2 separate regions of the Homo sapiens genome follow, and region 1 is linked to region 2. Evidence: read pairs that join two places in POLR2A ChIA-PET (ENCODE). Cell type or tissue: GM12878. All regions are shown on one strand. Each heading gives the region's core, and the rest is flanking DNA. Links, peaks and the distances in the headings are about the cores only.

Evidence for each region. Peaks named below come from ENCODE experiments on the same cell type or tissue, not always from the same donor. Only the 100,000 strongest peaks of a DNase experiment are listed, where the experiment ranks them.
Region 1: POLR2A ChIA-PET joins it to region 2 with 11 read pairs; 4 of 35 experiments call an interaction of 5 or more read pairs at or near these places.

Annotation. Positions count from the first base shown.
Region 1 is chr7:74,701,325-74,713,238 of GRCh38, forward strand. GTF2I (general transcription factor IIi) reads left to right here. Exons shown (of 35, transcript NM_032999.4): 7 at 3,840-3,894; 8 at 5,066-5,109; 9 at 9,708-9,785. All of the region lies in intron 2 of GTF2I-AS1 (GTF2I antisense RNA 1), which reads right to left. Among named protein-coding and RNA genes, the nearest start is that of GTF2I-AS1, 22 kb to the right of the region's middle. In GM12878, for the core only: no CTCF peak of the experiment used is centred there; no DNase peak of the experiment used is centred there.
Region 2 is chr7:74,581,883-74,593,796 of GRCh38, forward strand. GTF2IRD1 (GTF2I repeat domain containing 1) reads left to right here. Exons shown (of 27, transcript NM_005685.4): 23 at 7,969-8,046; 24 at 8,943-9,135. Among named protein-coding and RNA genes, the nearest start is that of MIR10525, 8.1 kb to the right of the region's middle. RefSeq lists enhancers at 5,318-5,905, 5,906-6,492, 5,972-6,021, 6,042-6,201. In GM12878, for the core only: no CTCF peak of the experiment used is centred there; DNase peaks (open chromatin) are centred at 5,719 and 6,079; H3K27ac peaks cover 1,669 bases.

The DNA.
Region 1 (11,914 bases), core at 127-8,126, 120 kb after region 2:
ATGAAAGGAAAAAATTATATATACATAAACATACACATTGTGTTTTCTGTTAACCTTTGTCTTATTCTCATTGTGGTGAAAAGATTAATTTTTTAGCAGCTTTATTGAGGTATAATTGATACACCATAAAATTCACCTGCCTTTTTTTTTTATTATTATTTTTTGAGACGGAGTCTTGCTCTGTCGCCAAGGCTGGAGTGCAGTGGCGCGATCTTGGCTCACTGCAGCCTCTGCTTCCCAGGTTCAAGTGATTCTGCCTCAGCCTCCCGAGTAGCTGGGATTACAGGCACATGCTGCCACGCCCGGCTAATTTTTTGTATTTTTAGTAGAGATGGGGTTTCACCATGTTAGGATGATCTCGAACTCCTGACCTCAAATGATCCACCCGCCCCGGCCTCCCAAAGTGCTGGGATTACAGGCGTGAGCCACTGTGCCCAGCCAAATTCACCTGTCTTAAGTATATAATTCACTAATAGTAGATTTACAATCTTAAAATGTTTTTAAGGGGTTTTTACCCATCATCACAGTCTTAATTTTGGGATGCTTTCATCGTCCCTGTCTCTGTTATTTCATGAATGTTGTAGAAATGGAATATGTAGTATGTATCCTATTGAAATGAGCTTTTTTCACTGAGCATCACTCACTCGAGGCTCATCGAGCTTGGTAGGTGTAGCCGTAGCTTCTTTTTATTGCTGAGCACTAACTATTCTGTGACATGAACATACTGTCTGTTGATCCAGTCATCAGTTTATAGATATTTTGGTTGTTTCCACCTTTGGGTATTGGGAATAATGTTACAGTGAACATACTTGAGCAAGGTTTTGTCTGGACATATTCCTTGATATCTCTTGGATATTTACGTAGGAGTGCAATTACTAGGAATAGGGTAAATTTACACTGAACTTTTTTTTTTTTTTTAATTGAGACGGAGTCTCGTTCTGTCACCAAGTTGGAGTGCAGTGGCATGATCTTGGCTCACTGCAACCTCCGCCTCGTGGATTCAAGAGATTCACCTGCCTCAGCCTCCTGAGTAGCTGGGATTACAGGCACGCGCCACCACACCCGGCTAATTTTTGTATTTTTAGTAGAGACGAGGTTTCACCATGTTGGCCAGGATGGTCTCAATCTCTTGACCTCATGATCAAGGGAGGCCTCTCAAAGTGCTGAGATTACAGGCGTGAGCCATCGCGCCCTGCTACACTGAACTTTGAAGAAACTGACAAGCTGTTTTCCAAGGTGGCTATACCATGTTATATTCTCACAGCAGGATAGGAGGGTTACCCCCACATTGCTGCCAACTTACTTCTTGATTTTAGCCATTGTAATAGATGTGAAGTGGTATCTAATTTTTTTTGATTTTTAAAAATTTCTCTAGTGATTGTTGATGTGTTTTTACTTTTCTTTCTTTCTTTCTTTTTTTTTTTTTTGAGACAGGGTCTCACCCTGTCGCCCAGGCTGGAGTGTAGTGGCGCCATCTCAGCTTAGTGCAGCCTCAACCTCCCAGGCTCAAGCAATCCTGCTGCCTCAGCTTCTCAGTAGCTAGGACTACAGGCGTGTGCCACCATACCCAGCTCATTTCTGAACCTTTTTTTGGTAGAGACAAGCTCTTGCCGTGTTGGCCAGGCTGGTCTGGAACTCCTGAGCTCAAGTGATCCGCCTGTGTCAGCCTCCCAAAGTGCTGGGATTACAGGCTTGTGTTATCTTCAATTGTGCTTATTGGTCATCCATACATATTTTTTGGAGAAATATCTATTTAGGTCCTTTTCCCATTTAAAAATTGGGTTTGTTTGTCTTTTTATTATTGAGTCTTGTTTTTTATATAGTCTTGATATAAGTCTCTAATTGATGATTTGTTAAAAAAAAATTTTTTTTTTCTTTTTGCAATGGTGTCACTCTGTTATCCAGGCTGGAGTACAGGATTTGGGAATATTTTCTCCAATTCTAATAAATCTACATTATCCTTATTGTATAACTTGTCTTCTTCCCTTACTTGGTAGTATCCTTTGAGGCACAAACGTTTTAAATTTTGATAAAAATAAGTTTATTCTTTTGTTAACTTGTGCTTTTTTTTTTGAGACAGAGTCTCGCTGTGTCACCCAGGCTGGAGTGCGGTGGCATGATCTCAGCTCACTGCAACCTCTGCCTCCCGGGTTCAAGCAATTCTCCTGTCTCAGCCTCCCGAGTAGCTGGGACTACAGGTGCCCGCCACCATGCCCGGATAACTTTAGTATTTTTAGTGGATACGGGGTTTCACCATATTGGTCAGGCTGGTCTCAAACTCCAGACCTCAGGTGATCCACCTGCCTCAGCCTCCCAGAGTGCTGGGATTATAGGCGTGAGCCACTGCGCCTGGCCCTCACTTAAGCTTTTGACTTCATATTCAAGAAACCATTGCGTAAACCCAAAGGCATGAAGATATGACTTCTGTGTTTTCTTCCACAAGTCTTATAGCTTCAACTCTCACATTTAGATCTATGGTTCATTTTGAGGTCATTTTTGTATATTATACAAGGTAAAGGTATAAATTCATCTTTTTGCACGTGGATATCCAATGATTCCAGGACAATTTGCAGAAAAGACCGTCCTTTCCCTCAAGATATCCTTGTTATCTTTGTTGAAAGTCTTTTGACTCTTTGTTTATTTCTGGGCTTTCTATGTAGGAGATCATGTTGTGTGAGAATCAAGACAATTTACCCCTTTCTTTGCAATCTAAGTGCCTCTTATTTCTTCTTCTTGTTGCTCTGACTAGAATATAAATGTCACACAGCATTGGTGATAGCAGACATCACCTTGTGATATTAGTAGGAAAGCATTCTGTCTTTGACCATGAAGTATGATGTTAGTGGTAGGATTTTTGTGTAAATCTCTTTTAAGATGGAGAAATATTTATCATGTTTATGTTAAATTTCAGACTTAAAAGTTTTTTTTAAACTTAATTATTATTTTTATTTATTTATTTATTTATTTATTTTTTTATTTATTTTGAGATGGAGTCTTGCTCTGTCGCCCAGGCTGGAGTGCAGTGGCATGATCTTGGCTCACTACAACATCTGCCTCCCAGGCTCAAGCAAATCTCCTGCCTCAGCCTTCTGAGTAACTGGGATTACAGGCGCCCGCCACCACACCTGGCTAATTTTTATATTTTTTTAGCAGAGACGGGGGTTCACCATGTTGGCCAGGCTGGTCTCAAACCCCTGACCTCAAGCAATCTACCCATCTCAGCCTCCCAAAGTGCTGGGATTACAGGTGTGAGCCTCCACGCCCAGCCTAATCTCAGCATTTTGGGAGACCAGAGTGGGAGTCTCCCTTGAGGCCAGGAGTTCGAGATAAGCCTGGGCAACATAGCAAGATCCAATTTCTACAAAAAATAGAAAACAATTAGCTGGGAGTGGTAATGCATGCTTCTGTAGTCCCAGCTACTCAGGAGGCTGAGGTAGGAGGATTGCTTGATCCTCGAGAGTTGGAGGCTGCAGTGAGCTATGATCATGCCACTGCACACCAACCTGGGCAACAGAGTAAAACCCTGTTTCTAAAAAAAAAAAAAAAAAAAAAAAAAAAAAATCTGTTTCATCATTTATATGTCAGCAGAGTCATATTCTCCATATTCCATCTTACTAGACAAATGGTATGTTTCTGCATTTCTCTCACTGATGAAAATAAGAGCTTTTTCATTCAAGGAGGTTGTGGTTGGGTGAAGGGATGAAAAGCAGTGTTTATTCTGGTGTGATCCAGAGCTGCAAAGCCTAGTTCTACCCCACTAATTCTATATTTAAAGCCTTTAGACATATTATATTTGAAATGTTGAAAAACTAACTCCAATTTTTTTTTTTTGTATGTAGGTGGTCGTGTGATGGTAACAGATGCTGACAGGTCAATACTATCTCCAGGTGGAAGGTAAAACCTAATTTCATTACTGCTGTTTAACTCCCACACCTCAAAAAGTTTTAGTTGTTAGATAATTGAGATATCAGAATATTAAAAAGGCCTCATGTCACACATCTTAAAGTTTAATAGGCAAGGATATCATTTGGGGATCTTGTGAACATGCCCTCTTTGACTTGGTATTTCTGAATAGTAGAGTTCCTGGGAAAAGCCAGAGGCATTGGTCACACTGTGAATTGGCCTTAGAGTGGTATTTGGAAGTTAATATGCTATTCTGTAGTATTTTATTATACTGTTTTCCCCAAAAGATAGATAGAAATTAAAGTACTAAGTTCAGTTGGTAACTCTTTTTTTTTTTTTTTATTTTTGAGATGGAGTTTTGCTCTTTTTGCCCATGCTAGAGTGAAGTGGCGCGATCTCGGCTCACTGCAACCTCTGACCCCCTGCTGGGTTCAAGCGATTCTCCTGCCTCAGCCTCCCAAATAGCAGGGACTACAAGCATGTGCCACCATGCCCAGCTAATTTTTTTGTATTTTTAGTAGAGACGGGGTTTCACCGTGTTGGCCAGGCTGGTCTCGAACTCCTGACCTCGGGTGATCCACCTGCCTCGGCCTCCCAAAGTACTGGGATTACAGGCATGAGCCACCACGCCTGGCCCGATAAGTCTTAATATGCTACTCTGTAGTATTTTATTGTACTTTTTTCCCCAAAAGATAGATAGAAATTGAAGTACTAAGTTCAGTTGATAACTCTTTTTTTTTGTGGAGACAGAGTCTCCCTCTGTGGCTCAGGCTGGAGTTCAGTGGCATGATCTCAGCTCACTGCAACCTCCACCTCCCGGATTCAAGTGATTCAGGTGAGCGCCACCACGCCTGGCTAATTTTTGTATTTTTAGTAGAGATGAGGTTTCACCATATTGGCCAGGCTGGTCTTGAACTCCTGACCTCGTGATCTGCCCGCCTCGGCCTCCCAATGTGTTGGGATTACAGGCGTGAGCCACTGTGCCCGGCCCAATAACTCTTATTTATGCAATAAATAAATATGTCAGTTTTAAGCTGAGTCAGGTTTGCACCCACCTTGGTCAAGGGAGGGATCTTAACACTTTGAGACCCAGAGACTTTGAATGCTGTGGGAATGGCTGTCACCAGCACGTGGCTTGATCAGGGCTTTCTTCTCCTTGCAGTTGTGGCCCCATCAAAGTGAAAACTGAACCCACAGAAGATTCTGGTATGTACTAGCACTTTTAGAATCAATGGTGAAATTAAGGAAGACTTTTCCTTAGTGTAGAAGTTTATAGTTTGACTCAATTATTGTTTTGTTTTGATAAGAAAGAGGCAGTCACTACTAATGTATTCCAACTGTGACACTATTTGTTAATGTTATCACATTAAGACCCAGAAAGGTAATTTGCTCAGTAAGTGGTAGGCAGAGTTCTTTGCCAGTTACATATGTTTGTAGATAAAATGTATTTTTTTTTCCCGTTGTACAGACATATAATGTAAGAGGTCAGCTGTTCTATAGTGCTTTTTACAAAAATCAATAGAATGCCCCCTTCGTCTCCACCTTCCTTCTCTGCACTCCTGTTTTCCACTCTCCAAGGAGACCATTTTCAATTCTCAAATAAAATTGCTATTTAATTCCTTATTTATTTATTTATTTTTTGAGATGGAGTCTTGCTTTGTCACCCAGACTGAAGTGCAGTGGCACGACCTCGGCTCACTGCAACCTCTGCCTCTGGGTTCAAGCGATTCTCCCACCTCAGCCTCCCGAGTAGCTGGGATTACAGGCATACGCCATCACGCACGACTAATTTTTGTATTTTTAGTAGCGACGGGGTTTCGCCAGGTTGGCCTGGCTGGTCTTGAACTCCTGACCTCAAGTGATCCTCCTGCCTCAGCCTTCCAAAGTCCTAGGATTACAGGCATAAGCCACCGTGCCCGGCCCCCGTTTATAATTCTGTTCTGTCCTAGAACCGTGGCACCCAGATGTTCTCAGCATATGTATTTATTTCATCATTTCCCAGTGTTATCCTGTGTCCTAGTGCCACTGTCAAGCCTCCCGCTGCTCGGCCCTGTGCCCCTTATTCACACGGGACACTCCTTAGTGGGCTGTCACCGCCCTGCCTGCCCCCTCATCTCCCTCTGTCTGACCAGGCCCTCGGCAGCTTCCCCAGCCCCTTCCCCGGCCCTTTGTCAGCCTTCTCATTCTGCCATGCTTCCTGGGCAGCCACCTGCCCCGCTTCACCCCATCTAAGGGCATCTCGAATGAGTTGTTGGGGAGGAGGGTAGGGCCGCGTTAACGTGTGTGTGCGTGCATGTGAATGAGAGCTTTTATGTATGTAAGTGTATTTTGGGAGAGCTGCAAGAAAGTGTTGAATTATCCTTTTTTGGAAAAGGTATTTGAGTCTTTTACACTGTTTGCTGGTTTTACAGAAGGTTTTTCTTTTTTCTTTATTTTCACTCCATAGGAAATCTCAAATTTTTGTGTGGTTTTCAGTAGATTGTGCCAAAAAAAATCATCATTTTGCAAATGTTTCCCCTTAATTCATATATTCATCTCCTGAATATTTAGTTTGCTTCTAAAAAGAAACATGCTGAATTCAGAAACCCCATGTGTTTAATTGAATTCTTTCAACTGTCTTTATGTACACATCAGCATCATTATAGGTTTTTTTTTTTCTCTTTTACACTTTGCATCTTTGTATTCTTAATTTATCCTGCAAATAAGATGTACATTTATAGCCAGGGTGCAGCCAGGAGACAGAAACCATATCAGTTATTGGAACAGAGAAAATTTAATGTAAAGATTGTTGGCCGGGTGCAGTGGCTCACACCTGTAATCCCAGCACTTTGGGAGGCTGAGGCGAGTGGATCACCTGAGGTCAGGAGTTGGAGACCGGCCTGGCCAACATGGTGAAACCCAGTCTCTACTAAAAATACAAAAAAAATTAGCAGGGCATGGTGGTGGGCGCCTGTAATCCCAGCTACTCAAGAGGCTGAGGGAGGAGAATCGTTTGAACTCAGGAGGTAGAGGTTACATTGAGTCAAGATCGTGCCATTGCACTCCAGCCTGGGCAACAAGAGTGAAACTCCATCTCAAAACAAAACAAACAAAAACAGATTGTTAACTGGTTATAAAATTGTTAACTTTGTAACCTTAAGGAGAATACTAAGGTTTTTTTTAAGGAACAATTCTAGGCAGTGGCTGCCACCCCATCAGCTTTCCATCTGACTTCTGAGGTGGGGTAGTGTTTGGCTGGTGCTGGTGGCTGAGGGGCATGGTGAGGCTGCTTCTGGTAGTGTTGGAGACATTGCCAGCCGGGCACAGCTGTTGTGATGGGAGGGCCTGCTTTGGCCAGGCTGAACGAGGGTACCAAGGAGTGACCTTTTTGGGATGAGAATGCAGACAAGAAGCCAAAAGGAAGGCCCAGATCTCTTCTCCTCCTCTAGCCTTTCTCTCTGTAGTGTATCTTTGTGGCAGAGACTCACATGGAGCCAGCTGCTATGCAGAGCTCAAACTTCAGCAGAAACCCAGAGGATGGGTTTGCAACTGAGAGACATCAGTTTTGTGGGTGGCCCAGGCTGTTCTCTTTGGCTGCTCAGCATATATACACACCCTTCCCTGCACATTTGACCTTCTGTACAACAACGAGACAACTGTTCCATCTAAAGAGATGCAACTTTACTTCCTACAAAGAAATCCATTTTTACTCTCTCCTCAAAATGGGGGGACACAGTGTTCCAGCAGTCACACCCATCGCTGGGAGACTGACTGAAAATCCAGTCGCGAGCTATGTTACCTGCTCTTTAAATGCAGTGCAAACCTATTTGAGTAATCTCTAGTCTAATGGACAAATGGAAAGGAAACTTCCAGCCAAACTATTGTGAAATACTACCACACAGAAGAGAATAGTTAGTATATGCAAGCATATAATCTTCACACAAACACATTTGTAACAGACAAGGAAGACAATAGGCATAGTCGCCACAGTCTACGTTTCTGCAGCTTACCAGACTTTTTTTTGGATTTACCTTTTTATTTTTATTTATTTATATTTTTTGAGACAAGGTCTCACTCTGTCGTCCAGACTGGAGTGCAGTCGTGCGATCTCGGCTCACCACAACCTCCGTGTCTCAGATTCAAGCGATTCTCCCACCTCAGCCTCCCGAGCAGCTGGGATTACAGACGTGTGCCACCCAGCCAATTTTTGTATTATTCATTTATTTATTTTAGTAGAGACGGGGTTTAACCATGTTGACCAGGCTGGTCTTGAACTCCTGACCTCAGGTAATCATCCGCCTCAGCCTCCCAAAGTGCTGGGATTATAGGCATTAGCCTCTGCACCCAGCCAGTATGTGTAAGGTTCTTTAGCCAATTGGAGTGACCCAAATTTTTATTCCTGAAGGGTCTGAATCCCCAGTGGATCTGCCTTTTTTGTTAGCTGTAATGCTGTGATTTTCTTTCTTTCTTTATTTTTTTTTTTTGAGACGGAGTCTTGCTGTGTCGCCCAGGCTGGAGTGTAGTGGTACCATCTCCGCTCACTGCAACCTCCACCTCTTGGGTTCAGGTGATCTTTGTGCCTCAGCCTCTCGGGTAGCTGGGACTACAGGTGCGTGCCACCACTCCCGGCTAATTTTTGTATTTTTAGTAGAGACGAGGTTTCACCATGTTGGCCAGGCTGGTCTCGAACTCCTGACCTCAGGTGATTCGCCCGCCTGGACCTCCCAAAGTGCTGGGATTACAGGCACGAGCCACCGCACCTGGCTGTTAGCTGTAATTTTCTATTAACTTTTACTGATGGACATGAAAGTGCTAAGTTAGCCCAGAGAGTTGCAAAGGTCTCAGATGCAGTGTTCTCTGCCACCACTGTGTAGCAGCAAAACACTTTCCCCTTGGTGATTGAAGGCAATGGAGTAACTCCTTTTTTTGCTTGTTGCTTCAGGGATGCATACCCTTTGTATATCAATTTAACTCTCTTTGAGCTCTTTCTCTAGAGTTGAAAATATTCTTTACAAAGTTGCCCAAGTCAGAGCTCACGATTTCGTTTGTGTTAGGGTTGGTATGACTGTGGTTGAATATCTCAGTCTGAAATGTGTATGTGCACCCATGCATTGTTCATTTCTTTTTCTTTTTTTTTGAGAGGGAGTCTCGCCGTGTCACCCAGGCTGGAGTGCAGTGGCACAATTTTGGCCCTTCCCAAAGTCAACTTTTTAATAACATCGATTGCTTTTGCCTATTTTGACCTTCATATGAGTGGAATTACACAACATGTACTCTTTTGTATCTGGCCACAAAGGTCTGCTTCAAATCATCTGTCCTAATTGTGGGCAAAGCTTTATGCAGAAAGGTGTGCTTTGTACCCTTACACAAATCCCTGTAATAAAAGGGATGTATTAGGCAGAAAAAAACCAATGTATCTCATTATTGAAATTGTTGACCATTATGCTATCTCTCCTTTGGAATACTGAGTTATTAAAACTGATGTTTATAAGTGTGTTTCAATGGTTTATAAAAGTATTTTTAATATTAAGTGAAAAGGGAGTGTGGTAAAATTTTCTTTGATTCTAAAGATAAGAATTTGCTGGAGAAAAGAGCAGCACATAATTGCAGAATATTAATAAATGGTTAAAACTTTGCATTGGCTGGGATTATAGTGATTTTTTACCTTCTGCTACCTAGCAAACTTTTGTCTTTTCAAAGACGTAAAGTCTTTACTTAAAATAAATATGCATTGCTGTATTTATAGGGAGGGCAGAGAGGATTTCCCTACACAATCTAGCTGAAAGTTCTCACATGCAATCATATCATTGCATTTGCTTTTCTAGGCATTTCCCTGGAAATGGCAGCTGTGACAGTAAAGGAAGAATCAGAAGATCCTGATTATTATCAATATAACATTCAAGGTAATTTGAATTAATGCAATTTTTCTTTCTAAAAATTATTCGTGGTTAAAATTAAAATTTGCTCATCAATTGCTTTAATTTCTTAAATAATATTTTATTGATCAGTTCTTGATTGACATATATATTGTAATTCAGTCCCGGGGATAAAACATTTAAAAATGGGGCTAAAAGATCAACTCAGACAATCCAGAGGGGATATGTAAAATAGCCATTTGTGTTCTTAAAAGGATGAGCAAAAGTTGTGGCACAATTTAGAATTCAATCCCAGGTTCTAGTGTTGCAAAATAAAACAAACCTATTAGGCAAATGCAGATAATGTCAGCTTAATTTTTTCTCACTGCATAATTATAGTATATTAAACACTTAAAGTAAAAAATCTGGTTAGCTTTGCCATCTACATATCTAATACACCATCTTCATTGCATCCAAGATAATGAAATATCTATAACCCCAAAAGTTTCCTGTGTCCCCTTGTTATTCATTGCCCTGCCCAGTATTCAGGCAACACGGATCTGTTTTCTGTTTTAGGTTAGTTTGCATTTTCTATAAAGTCTTATGAATGAAATAATAAAATGTGGACTATTTTCATGGGCCGGGGAGCAGTGTGGCTTCTTTCATTTCAAATGATTGTTTTGAAATTCATCCACAGCGTTGCACGTATCAGTAGTAGATTCCATTTGATTGTTGATTTGTATTCTATTGTATGCCTGAGTCAAAATTTATTCATTTCTTTGTCTGTTGATAGCCATTTGGGTTCTTCCAGTTTGGGGCCATTACAAATAGAGGTACTATGAACATTGTGTAGAGGCTTTTGTGTGGACATAGGCCTTCATTTCTCTCTTTTTTTTTTTTTTTTTTGAGACAGAGTCTCACTCTGTTGCCCAGGCTGGAGTGCAGTGGCGCGATCTTGGCTCACTGCAACCTCCACCTCCCAGGTTGAGGTGATTCTTCTGCCTCAGCCTCCCGAATAGCTGGGATAGCAGGTGTGTGCCAACACACCTGGCTAATTTTTGTGTTTTTTAGTAGACACAGGGTTTCACCATGTTGGCCAGGCTGGTCTCGAGCTCCTGACCTCAGGTGATCCACCCGCCTTGGCCTCCCAAAGTACTGGGATTACAGGGGCTAACACGCTTTTTTAAAATGAAATATTTAAAACCTAAAAGCATAGTATCAGTCTGCCCAGGTTTAGTGAACCATAGTATTTGTCTCTTCTCTCCTCCCTCCAAGAAACAACGTGTAACTATTTCATTGAAGCCTTTCTTTGGGCTCCCCCAAATCCCCACTTTTCTCTCTATTCTTAAGTTAACCATGATCTTGAAAACTGAGAATTGTCCTTCCTGATGGTGATGTGCTTTACTACGTAAATATTCTCCCGGGAGTGTGTGTGTGTGTGTGTGTGTGTGTGTGTGTGTGTGTGTGTGTGTGTGTCATGTCATATTTATTGTTTTATATATGCCACTTCCTGAGTGAAGCTTACACAGTGGTACACTGTATGTGTTGTTGAGTATAGTCTGTCACTCAATTTAAGTTTTCAAGATTTATCTTTTTTTTTTTTTTTTTGGCGTGGGGGTGGGGATGGATTTTTGCTCTGTCGCCCAAGCTGGAGTGCAGTGGTGAGATCTCGGCTCATTGCAACCTCCGCTTGCCGGGTTCAAGCAATTCTCTGCCTCAGCTGGGATTTATCTGTTTTGTCACAAGTAGATTTAATCATGTCATCATGGTAGTTACACTGTGTGATTATAATACAGTTCGTTTTTTCGTTCTTCTACATAAAGACATTGATGTTTTCTTCTAAAACTTTTGTATTCCAAAATAGGCTTGGATATATTTCTCTGTGCACCTCAGTGCTCCTGTAAAATAGTGACATTCAAATGTGAGTGTTGGGAATGTGTTGATTTTCTCAATGAGTGGTAGGCACCTCAAGCATTTGAGAGGTGGAGGTTAAGTATGTTTTAGGGTGAATAAAATCAAGTACCATTTTTAGGGTGAATAAAATTCAAATATGGGACATTAAAATAATTTGAAAGTATAGTGATACGTGAAGGTATTTTGAGTAAATACCAACTAAAAAAAATATAGTTTAGCAATATTGGAAGCCAAAAACAGTAGTAGCAGGATAGAATAAGACT
Region 2 (11,914 bases), core at 1,221-9,220:
TGTAGCACCAGCTACTCAGGAGGCTGAGGATGGAGGATGGCTTCAGCTCAGGAGGCGGAGGTTACAGTGAGCTGAGATTGCTCCACTGCGCTCCAGCCTGGGCAACAGAGCCAGACCATCTCAACTCAAAAAAATAAATAAATAAATAAAGCTTGGCTGGGCCATCTGGGTTAGCAAGGATCTTAGCATTCTCCCTCAGGGCTAACCAGGGTGCGTGGGCGAGCTGTCTCGGTTGCAGCGGGGGCCACGATTCCTGTCGGGCAAGACTGGTGCCAGCCTGCACACCTCAGAGCCCAACAGGAATATCTGTTCAGATCGAGACGTTGCCCTTTCCCCTGCAGGGCACGGCTAGAGCACAGACACAAACCCAGTGTCAGGTCCCCAGACACGGCAGGGGACAGGGGAGTTGGTCTTCACCTGTGGTTCAGGTTCCCTCCCAGACAGTGAGTCACTTATGTGCCCAAGGAGCTGCCTCTGGTGCACTCACAGTTCCCAGAAGATCTGGGATGGGACTACAGGTGTGCACCACCATGCCCAGCATTTTTTCTTTTTTTTTGGTAGAAACAGGGTTTCCCTCTGTTGCCCAGACTGGTCTTGAACTCCTGGCCTCAAGCAATCCTCCCACTTCAGCCTTCCAAAGTGCTGGGATGACAGGCATGAGCCACTGTGCCCAGCCTGTAGTGCTTTTTGATATGTGAGATTAGATCCAGCAGGCCCAGAGTCCCAGTTGAGGAATGTGGAAACAGGCTCAGAGAGGTTGAGTGACTTTCCATACACCACACAGCATTAGGGATTAGAATCAAGATTGCCTTCCAGTCTGATGAGCCAGGGACTTTCCCCATACCTGGCCCTGGGGATCCCCCTTTTCCCCACTGTATGCAGGCATTCAAGCAGGGGCTTGTCCAATCCAGCTCCCACCAGAGCCTCCCCTACTCCATTTCCTTCAAAAACTCACGATTTAAAAAAATGTAGCCTGGGCAACATAGCAAGATCCCATCTCTACAAAAGATGGAAAAATTAGCTGGGTGTGGTAGCCCACACCTGTAGTCCCAGCTACTGCACTCCAGCCTGAATGACAGCAAGACCCTGTCTCTACCAAAAAAAAAAAACCACGTAATTCTCTTTACTCTAAATTAAATAAAAAGAAAGAGGTAGGAAAATGCAAGAACAGCTACAGAGAAAAATCAGTGTTCTTCCTGAGCTTGATGTTGACTGAGCTAGAGAATCCCACAGACAAGGTATATTGTGGGCCTTGCACAGTGTCTGCACGTAGTATGTGCCAAGCTTGTTTTTTATTTTTTAATTTTTGTTTGGTTGTTTGTTTGAAACAGGATCTAGCTCAGTCACCCAGGCTGGAGTGCAGTGGGGCAATCATGGCTTACTGCAACATTGACCTTCCAGGCTCAAGCAATCCTCCCACCTCAGCCTCCCAAGTATCTGGGATTACAGGCACACACCACCATGCCCAGCTAATTTTTCTTTTTTTTTCTTTTTTTTTTTTTTTTTTTGTGGAGACAGGGTCTTGCCATGTTGCCCAGGCTGGTTGCAAACTCGTGGCCTCAGTCTCCCAAATTGCTGGGATTACAGGCGTGAGCCACTACATCCGGCCAGTTCTTGGTGTTATTGACAAAGGCATTTAGCCCCACTCCACCCCTCCCACACTCCAGAGGTGGTCAGGACGCCTCCCCAAACTGCCAGCCCCCTCAGCCAGCCCGGCCCCACTTTCCTGACATGCACACTCCCACCACTTCTGGTCCACCGCCTGGGACCTGTGCCCCATATAGAATTGCCATAGTATCCTATCGACTGCCCCGTAGTGTCACTCCTGGTTAGCTGCAGCCTGGTTTAGGGTTGCACTTCTTCCCAGACCAGGCAAGACTTGGAAGGAAGAGGGGAAGTTTCCTGATTGGCTAAAGCATGTTGAGCACCTGAAATCACAGGATACTACAAGTTTCCTTGTGTCTTACTCACCGCTCACAACTGCCTTGGAGGTCCGTGTGATGAGCCCCAGCGTGCAGATGAGCCCACATCCTTGGAGCTTTGGGCCCCGTGTGGTGGTCACCTCCTCTGGGAAGTCCTCCCTGACTCCCAGCTGGGTCAGGATCCCTGCTATAGACCCCCGTGGGCCATGTAAACCAAAAGTGCCTGAAACAGGTCTCAATCAATTTAAAGATTTATTTTGCCATGGGGGAGGACACAGCCAGGAAAAAGAGACTCAAGCTGCAATAGGGTCTGTGGCCTGTGCTTTTTTCCAGAGTTTTGAGGACTTTGGTATTTAAAGGGGAAAGAGGGCCTGGGTACGGTGGCTCACAGCACTTTGGGAGGCCAAGCCAGGTGGATCACCTGAGGTCAGGAGTTCGAGACTGGCCTGGGCAGCATAACAAAACCCCATCTCTACTAAAAATACAAAAAATTAGCCAGGTGTGGTGGCGGGTACCTGTAATCCCAGCTACTCTGGAGGCTGAGGCACGAGAATCACTCGAACCCGGTAGGCGGAGGTTGCAGTGAGCCAAAATCATGCCACTGCACTCCAGCCTGGAAAACAGGGAGACTCTGTCTCGAAAAATAAAAAAATAAAGGGGGAAGAGGAATAGTTAATGATGTATTTATCCTGTGCTCAGTAAATCTGCCTTTTACATAAGATAAAGTAAATAGAGTAGAGGAAGTCATATAGGCATTTGTCTTGGGTAGACAGAGCAATGATTTCTATTCTTATCTTTGTCCCCTGCCTGTGAAGATAAGCTGTGAATTTACATGGCCAGGGTGAGGGAGGCCACCAGGGGAGCTAGGTGGCCTTCTATCTTGCAGCCATCTGTTTAGGAACAAAAGGCTATTGCGTGACTCAGTTCCCAAGCTTAACATTTCCCTTTGGCATAGTAAGTTTGGGGTCCCATGTTTTTTGTTTGTTTGGGTTTTTTGTGTGTTGTTGTTGTTTTGAGATGAAGTCTCGCTCTTGTCCCCCAGGCTGGAGTACGATGGCGCGATCTTGGCTCTCTGTAACCTCCGCCTCCCAGGTTTAAGCGATTCTCCTGCCTCCGCCCCCGGAGTAGCTGGGATTACAGGCACCTGCCACCACGCCTGGCTAAATTTTGTACTTTTAGTTGAGACGGGGTTTCACCACGTTGGACAGGCTGGTCTCGAACTTCTGAGCTCAGGTGATCCACCCACCTCGGCCTCCCAAAGTGCTGGGATTACAGATGTGAGCCACCGCGCCCAGCCTGTTTGGTGTTTTTTTTTTTTTTTTTTTTGAGACGGAGTCTTGCTCTGTCGCCTAGGCTGGAGTGCAGTGGCGCAATCTCAGCTCACTGCAACCTCCACCTCCCAGTTCAAGGGATTCTCCTGCTTCAGCCTCCTGAGTAACTGGGATTACAGGCATGCACCACCACGCCCAGCTAATTTTTTGTATTTTTAGTAGAGACGGGGTTTCACCATGTTGGCCAGGCTGGTCTGGAACTCCTGACCTCAAGTGATCCACCTGCCTCGGCCTCTGAGAGTGCTGGGATTATAGGCGTGAGTCACCGTGCCCGGTCTGGGCCTCGTCTTTGAGAGGCCTGCTAAGCTTCTTTCTGTCCTGCAGGTTTCGTAGAGCTCTGACTTTGAGTCTCGCTCTGTCCCGACACAGGAGAAGACAGAGGTGTGGCATTGTGGGCTGAGAGCAACAGATTAGAGGAAACTATCTTAAAGATTAAGCCTTCTTTCTACAGCTACTGTAGGGGAGCCTGGGCATGGTGGTTCACGTCTGTAATCCCAGCACTTTGGGAGGCCGAGGTGGGCGAATCACCTGAGGCCAGGAGTTGGAGACCAGCCTGAGTAACATGGTGAAACCCCATCTCTACTAAAAATACAAAAATCAGCCAGGTGTGATGGTGGGTGCCTGTAATCCCAGATACTCGAGAGGCTGAGGCAGGAGAATCACTTGAACCCAGCAGGCAGAGGTTGCAGTGAGCCAAGATCGCACCACTGCACTCCAGTCCAGCCTGGGTGACAGAGCAAGACTCTTCCAAAAAAAAAAAGAAAAAGAAAGAAACTGTAGAGGAATCTGAGACCTCAGGAAACCCAGGGCTCATGGTAGAGTGGAAAGACCAGGGCTTTGGGGTTGACACAGAGTACTCCTGGTGCTTAGAGGCTGTGTGACCTTGGGCAAGTTTCTTTACCTCTCTGAGCCTCTGTGTCTTTGGCTGCAGTGTCTAGGAAAGCATCTGCACACAGTGATGTGTGTGATCCAGGCCATCCTTTCTCTGTTCTGTGCATGCATGGCCATGCCTGCTGAGAATCCTGCCACCAAAGATTCCTCAGTGGCATGGGGACAGATGGAATGTGCTGTTGCTTCCCTGCAGGCTCTAGGAGCTGGTCCTTGGGCCCAGGACTCCATCACTGTTGTCTGCATGGATTTGGACAAGGGTGGCCTTGATTCTTCCCACATCCTAGTCCTGAAAGGAAGGCCCGTGTTGGGTCACAGGAGAAGACGAGGGTTCTAGGGGATGTGGAGCGTGGGGTCTTTGTGTGGCTGAATTAGAGGCATTACTCCACGAGATAGGGACACGGGAGGAGGACGTTGTCTGGAATGGCTGATGTTTGCAGTGTCTCTGGGCACGCAGGGGGGCTGGCGGGCCGTGCCTGAAGACAGATCAGCAACTCAGAGATGTGCAGAGATTGCTGAGTGTGGGTGTGGACGGACCAGGCCAGGGACCTGCAGGGTTTGGGAGGACCTGAGGTGGTGGGTGTTGGAGCCCTGGGAAAAGGAGGAACCAGGCCAAGCAGGTGCCCAGCCTCTGTCCTGTGGGAAGCTCCCTGCTCTTTGGGGCAACCCCCACATGGGGAACAGGGCCTCCATTCTGGCAGCTTGCGCACGGGAGGCCAAGCCACCCAGACGGGGTCAGCAGACTCTAAGCAGCACAGAGCACCACGCCAGGAGATGCAGTTCCCAAGGCAGCCTCCTAAACAGAAGTGAGCTCTTCCCAGAGTTTTCAAGATTAAAAGAGCCAGACACAGTGGCTCACAACTGTAATCCCAGCACTTTCGGAGGCTGCGGACAGGAGGATCGCTTGAGCTTAGGAGTTCGAGAACAGCCTGTGCAACAGAGAGAGACTCTCTCTACAAAAAATTTTAAAAAAACTTAGTCTGGCATGGTGATTCATGCCTGGAGCCCCAGCTACTTGAGAGGCTGAGTGGGGAGGATTGCTTGAGCCAAAGAGTTCAAGGCTGCAGTGAGCTATGATGGCACCACTGTACTCCAACCTGGGAAACAGGGTGAGACCCTGTCTCAAAAAACAGGAGTCAGGCTGGGCACAGTGGCTCACGCCTGTAATCCCAGCACTTTGGGAGACCGAGGCAGGCAGATCACCTGAGCTCAGGAGTTTGAGACCACCCTGGCCAATATGGCAAAACCCCATCTCTACTAAATATACAAAAATTAACCGGACGTTGTGGCAGGCGCCTGTAGTCCCAGCTCTCAGGAGGCTGACGCAGGAGAATGGCTTGAACCTGGGAGGCAGAGGTTGCAGCGAACCGAGACCGTGCCACTGCACTCCAGCCTGGGCAACAGAGTGAGACTCTGTCTTGGAAAAACAAAAAGAAAAAAAAACAGGAGTCATTTTGCTCCAAAGACCCATCAGTCTGCTCTGCCCTGAATCATCCGGCCCTGGCTCCCTGCCTGCGTCTAGCTCCACCCCACAACATCTCACCCTTACCGAACCCGCCTGCCCCAAGAGGCCCAGCCCATGTGACCCCACGCTTCTCAGAGAGGAGATTTCCTGTTGGACATGCAAACCACCCTTCCTGCAATCCCAGCCCCGTCCTCAACCCTGGCACAAGCCCACAGGCTGCTGCAGAGCTCTGCCCCAGACCCCATCTCCAGCCCAACCCCCACTCAGCCTTACAGCCCAGCTCAGGCCCCATCTCCAGGGCTAACTGACTCCAGCAGCTCCTCTAGGCTACAGGGAGGGGAGAGCAGAGCACACCAGGGCTCAAGCAGCAGATAGGCCGTGACGGTTACCTGGGCAGTGAGCAGGGAGAATGCACGGCCCCCACACTCCCAGACACGGTCTGTTTCCCATTCACAGACCTTGGTCAGCGAGCGGTCAGGGGATTTCCAACAGCCCAGCACAGTGACACCGGCCCCTGTGCATGGACCCCACTAGGCCCATCAGTCATCTCCCCTGTACCACCCCAAAGTTCAGCCACTTCCAGGACATGGGATCTTTTTCTTTTTTTCTTTTCTTTTCTTTTTTTTTTTTTTTTTTGAGACGGAGTTTCGCTCTTGTTGCCCAGGCTGGAGTGCAGTGGCGCGATCTCAGCTCACTGCAACCTCCGCCTCCTGGGTTCAAGCAGTTCTCCTGTCTCAATCTCTTGAGTAGTTGGGATTACAGGTGCCCGCCACCACACTCGGCTAATTTTTGTATTTTTAGTAGAGACGGGGTTTCGCTATGTTGGCCAGGGTGGTCTCAAACTCCTGACCTCTGGTGATCTGCCAATCTCAGCCTCCCTCAGTGCTGGGGTTACAGGCGTGAGCCACCGCACCCAGCCAACACAAGATCTTTCACGCTTGAGTGCCTATGCATGGCTGGTCCTTCTGTCCTGGTGGCTTCCCACTGCCACTCCGTCCTTCACAAACTCCTACCTGCCTTTTTGGAGCCCATTTTTTGTTTGTTTGTTTGTTTTCATTTTTGTTTGAGACAGGTCTCTGTCTCCCGGGCTGGACTGCAGTGACGTGATCTCTGCTCACTGCAACCTCCACCTTCCAGGCTCAAGTGATTCTCCTACCTCACCCTCCTGAGTAGCTGGGACTACAGGTGCCCGCCACATGCCCAGCTAATCTTTTTGTATTTTTAGTACAGACGGGGTTTCACCATGTTGGCCAGAATGGTCTCGAACTCCTGGCCTCAAGTAATCTGCCTGCCTCTGCCTCCCAAAGTGCTGGGATTATAGGCATGAGCCACCATGTCAGGCCTTGAGAGCCCATTCAAGCATCCTTCTCTCTTGGGGGAGGTCTCCCCAGACTTGCCCACAGAGGGTGGGCACCCTCATTCATGCCCCTTGTCTCCTAAGTGTGTCCTGTTGTACTTTAGTGACCAGATGACACCCCCTCTGGCTGGGAGCCCCTCAGGGAAGCAGCCCTGCCTCTTCTCTTTAGGTTGTTTTGTGCCCAACACAGGGCCTGTGCTGGGGACACTGATAAAAAAATGTGGGATGGGCTGGCCACCGTGGCTCACATCTGTAATTCCTGAACTTTGGGAGGGCAAAGCAAGAGGATCACTTGAGGCCAGCAAGAGGATCACTTCAGCCTGGGAAACATAGCGAGACTCCATCTGTACAAAAACTTTAAAAAATTAGGCATGGTGGCACACATCTTTATTCCCAGCTACTCAGGAGGCTGAGGTGGGAGGATCACTTGAGCCTGGGAGTTGGAGGCTGCCGTGAGCTATCTATGATCCACTGCTGCCTTCCAGCCTGGGTGACAGAGCAAGACCGTGTCTCAAAAAAAGAAAAATGGATGGAGGGACAGACCAATAACTGATGCTAGAAACCAGCTGCAGCCAGGCACAGTGGCTCACACCTGTAATCCCAGCACTTTGGGAGGCTGAGGCGGGTGGATCACCTGAGCCAGGAGTTTGAGACCAGCCTGGGCAACATGGTGAAACCCCATCTCTACTAAAAATACAAAAATTAGCTGGGCATGGTGGCACGTGCCTGTGATCCCAGCTACTTGGGATGGTGAGGCAGGAGAATTCGCTTGAACCCAGAAGGCAGAGGTTGCAGTGAGCTGAGATCACGCCACTGCACTCCAGCCTGGGCAACAGAGCGAGACTCTGTCTCAAAAGGAAAAAAAAAAAAACAGCTATATAGGAGTGGGTCGGCCCTGCAGAGAATGTAATGTTTTGGCAGATCAGGGACGCCTGGTGGGAGAAGCAGCAGGTCCAGTGGCTAAGCTGGTGCCAACTCTCATGCCCCCTTGTCTTCCTCTTGTAGATGAAGATGACGCCAACAGACTCGGGGAGAAGGTGATCCTGCGGGAGCAGGTGAAGGAACTCTTCAACGAGAAATACGGTCAGTGCCTGTGGTCAGGGTCAGCACACCAAGCCCTCCTCCCGGGGGTGGTGGGGGGCCTCCCTCTGCAGCCAGCCTGGCTTTCAGGAGCCCCCAGCTGGCTGCCTGCTCCCTGGTGACATGGCTGCTCTGCCCATGACCCACGTTTTGTGTATGTTGATTTTTTTTTTTTAAACAGGGTCTCACTCTGTTGCCCAAGCTGGAGTACAGTGGCGTATCTCCGCTCACTGCAGCCTTCACCTCCTGGGCTTAGGTGATCCTCCTGCCTCAGCCTCCCAAGTAGCTGGGACTACAAGCATGCGCCAACACTCCCGGCTAATTTTTCTATTTTTAGTAGAGACAAGGTTTCACTATGTTGCCCAGACTGGTCTTGATCTTCTGGGTTCAAGCGATCCTCCTGCCTTGGCCTCCCAAAGTGCCAGGATTACAGGTGTGAGCCACCATGCCCAGCCTGTAGGTCTTGATTTTTTTTTTTTTGGAGACAGAGTCTCACTCTGTCGCCCAGGCTGGAGTGCAGTGGCGGGATCTCCACTCACTGCAAGCTCCACCTCCTGGGTTCACGTCATTCTCCTGCCTCAGCCTCACGAGTAGCTGGGACTACAGGTGCCCGCCACCACGCCCGGCTAATTTTTTTGTATTTTTTTAGTAGAGACGAGGTTTTACCGAGTTAGCCACGATGGTCTCGATCTCCTGACCTCGTGATCCTCCTGCCTCAGCCTCCCAAAGTGCTGGGATTACAGGCGTGAGCCACTGCGCCCCACCAGGGTCTTGATTTTTAAACTCTCTGGGTGTGATGGCTGCTGGGCTAGGGCAGCCCAGACTCCAGCCCTTTCCCTAGAGGGCTTTGCCATTGACAGGAGACATCTTTCCTCACTGTGACTTCCTGTGCCCTCTAGGTGAGGCCCTGGGCCTGAACCGGCCGGTGCTGGTCCCTTATAAACTAATCCGGGACAGCCCAGACGCCGTGGAGGTCACGGGTCTGCCTGATGACATCCCCTTCCGGAACCCCAACACGTACGACATCCACCGGCTGGAGAAGATCCTGAAGGCCCGAGAGCATGTCCGCATGGTCATCATTAACCAGCTCCAGTGAGTGCCCGGCCTCTGGAACGGGGAACAGAGAGGGCGAGGCCATGGGGAGGGTGAAAGTCAAGGTCACGGTGGGTCAGCTGGGATCCAGACCCAGGTGTACTGTAATAGTTCCTGCCTCTTTCTCCTGAAACATACAACTTCAACAGTCATGGACATTTACTTATTTTTAAAGATTATTTTTTAGATATTACATTTGTTCTCTGGGGAAAAAACAAAACATGTTTTAATTAAATTTGACTTTTTCTGACTATACAATTCTGATTTTTAACATTTAAATATAAATATGTTTATTTAAATATGAATATTTATTATATATTTTAGAATAATTATAATTCCATAGTCTCAGTGATTCTCTTTTTTTTTTTTTTTTTTTTTTGAGACAGAGTCTTGCTCTGTCACCCAGTCTGGAGTGCAGTGGCACGATCTCAGCTCACTGCACGCTTCACCTCCTGAGTTCAACCGATTCTCGTGCCTCAGCCTCCCAAGTAGCTGGGATTACAGGTGTGCACCATCACACCGGCTAATTTTTGTATTTTTTTGGTAGAGATGGAGTTTCACCATGTTGGCCAGGCTGGTCTCGAACTCCTGACCTGAAGTGATCTGCCCGCCTCAGCCTCCCAAAGTGCTGGGATTACAGGCGTGAGCCACTGCACCCAGCCTGCATTATTACTATTATACCGTATATCCTTACAATCTTTTGGGTTTTGGTTTTTGTTTTGAGACAGGGTCTCACTCTGTTGCCCAGGCAGGAGTACAGAGGTATGATCATGGCCCAGTGCAGCCTCAACAGGGTCTCACTGTATTGCCCAGGCTGGTCTTGAACTCCTAAGCTCAAGTGATCCTCCCACCTCGGCCTCCCAAAGTGCTGAGGTTACAGGTGTGAGCCACCACACCCAAACCTGGGTGGCCCAGTTTTTTTTTTTTAATACAATAGATTATTTGATTATTTTCAGAATAATACACACAGCAACCTGGAAAATACAAAAAGATAGAAGAAAAGAAGATAGCTGTAACTCTCCTACTGAAAGTCAACACTGTGATGCATTTCTTTATATTTTTAAATTATTATTTTATTAATATATTATTACTTTCTTTTTGAGATGGACTCTCGTTCTGTCACACAGGCTGGAATGCAGTGGTGTGATCTCAGCTCACTGCAACCTCCACCGCCCAGGTTCAAGCAATTCTCCTGTCTCAGTCTCTCAAGTAGCTGGCACTACAGGCACACGCTACCACACCTGGCTAATTTTTTTTTTGTATTTTTAGTAGAGATGGGGTTTCACCATATTGGTCAGGCTGGTCTCAAACTCCTGACCTCAGGTGATCCACCTACCTCAGCCTCCCAAAGTGCTGGGATTACAGGCATGAGTCACCACACCCAGCCCCCCCTTTTTTTTTGTATTGCACAGGCTAGTCTCGAACTCCTGGGCTCAAGCCATCCTCCCATGTCGGCCTTTCAAAGTGCTGGGATTATGGGGGTCAGCCACCACACCTGGCCTGTGGTGTATTTCTTTCTTTCTTTTTTTTTTTTAAGATGGAGTTTTGCTCTTGTTACTCAGGCTAGAGTGCAATGGCACGATCTCAGCTCACTGCAACCTCCACCTCCCAGATTCAAGCAATTCTCCTGCCTCACCCTCCCGAGTAGCTGGGATTACAGGCATGTGCCACCACCCCAGCTAATTTTGTATTTTTAATAGAGACAGGGTTTCTCCACGTTGGTCAGGCTGGTCTCGAACTCCCGACCTCAGGTGATCTGCCCACCTCAGCCTCCTAAAGTGCTGGGATTACAAGCTTGAGCCACCGTACCCGGCCCGCCTTCAATGTTATATTATGTGTTTTGTTTCTTCGTTTTTTTGAGATGAGGTCTTGCTCTGTCGCCCTGGCTGGAGTGCAGTGCCGTCATCTTGGCTCACTGTAACCTCTGCCTCTTGGATTCAAGCAATTCTTGTGCCTCAGCCTCCCAAATAGCTGGGATCACAGGTGCCCGCCACCACACCTGGCTAATTTTTGTATTTTTGTAGAGACAGGTTTTCACCATGTTGGCCAGGCTGGTCTGGAACTCCTGACCTTAAGTGATCCGCCCACCTTGGCCTCCCAAAGTACTGGGATTACAAACATGAGCCACTGTGCCTGGCCTACATGTTTTTTTAAAATTACGATAATATTTGCGTGTGTCAAAAAAAAACAAATTGTTCAAAATCAAAAAGTGGAGGTTTCCTTTCTCCCACAGACAGTTCACCCCCTGAAGTAACAACTAGAAAATGCAGGAAAACGGCCAGGCGTGGTGGCTCACGCCTGTAATCCCAGCACTTTGGGAGGCCGAGGTGGGTGAATCACCTGAGGTCAGGAGTTCGAGACCAGCCTGACCAATATGGTGAAACCTCATCTCTACTAAAAAAAAAAAAAAAAAAAAAAAAAGATACAAAAATTGGGCCAGGCACAGTGGCTCACGCCTGTAATCCCAGCACTTTGGGAGGCCGAGGCTGGCAGATCACAAGGTCAGGAGATCACAACCATCCTGGCTAACATGGTGAAACCCCGTCTCCACTAAAAATACAAAAAACTAGCCGGGCGTGGCGCAGGGCACCTGTTGTTCCAGCTACTCGAGAGGCTGAGGCAGGAGAATGGCATGAACCTGGGAGGCGGAGCTTGCAGTGAGCCAAGATAGTGTCACTGCACTCCAGCCTGGATGACAGAGCGAGACTCCATCTCAAAAAAAAAAAAAAAAAAAAAATTAGCTAAGTGTGGTGGCATGTGCCTGTAGTCCCAGCTACTC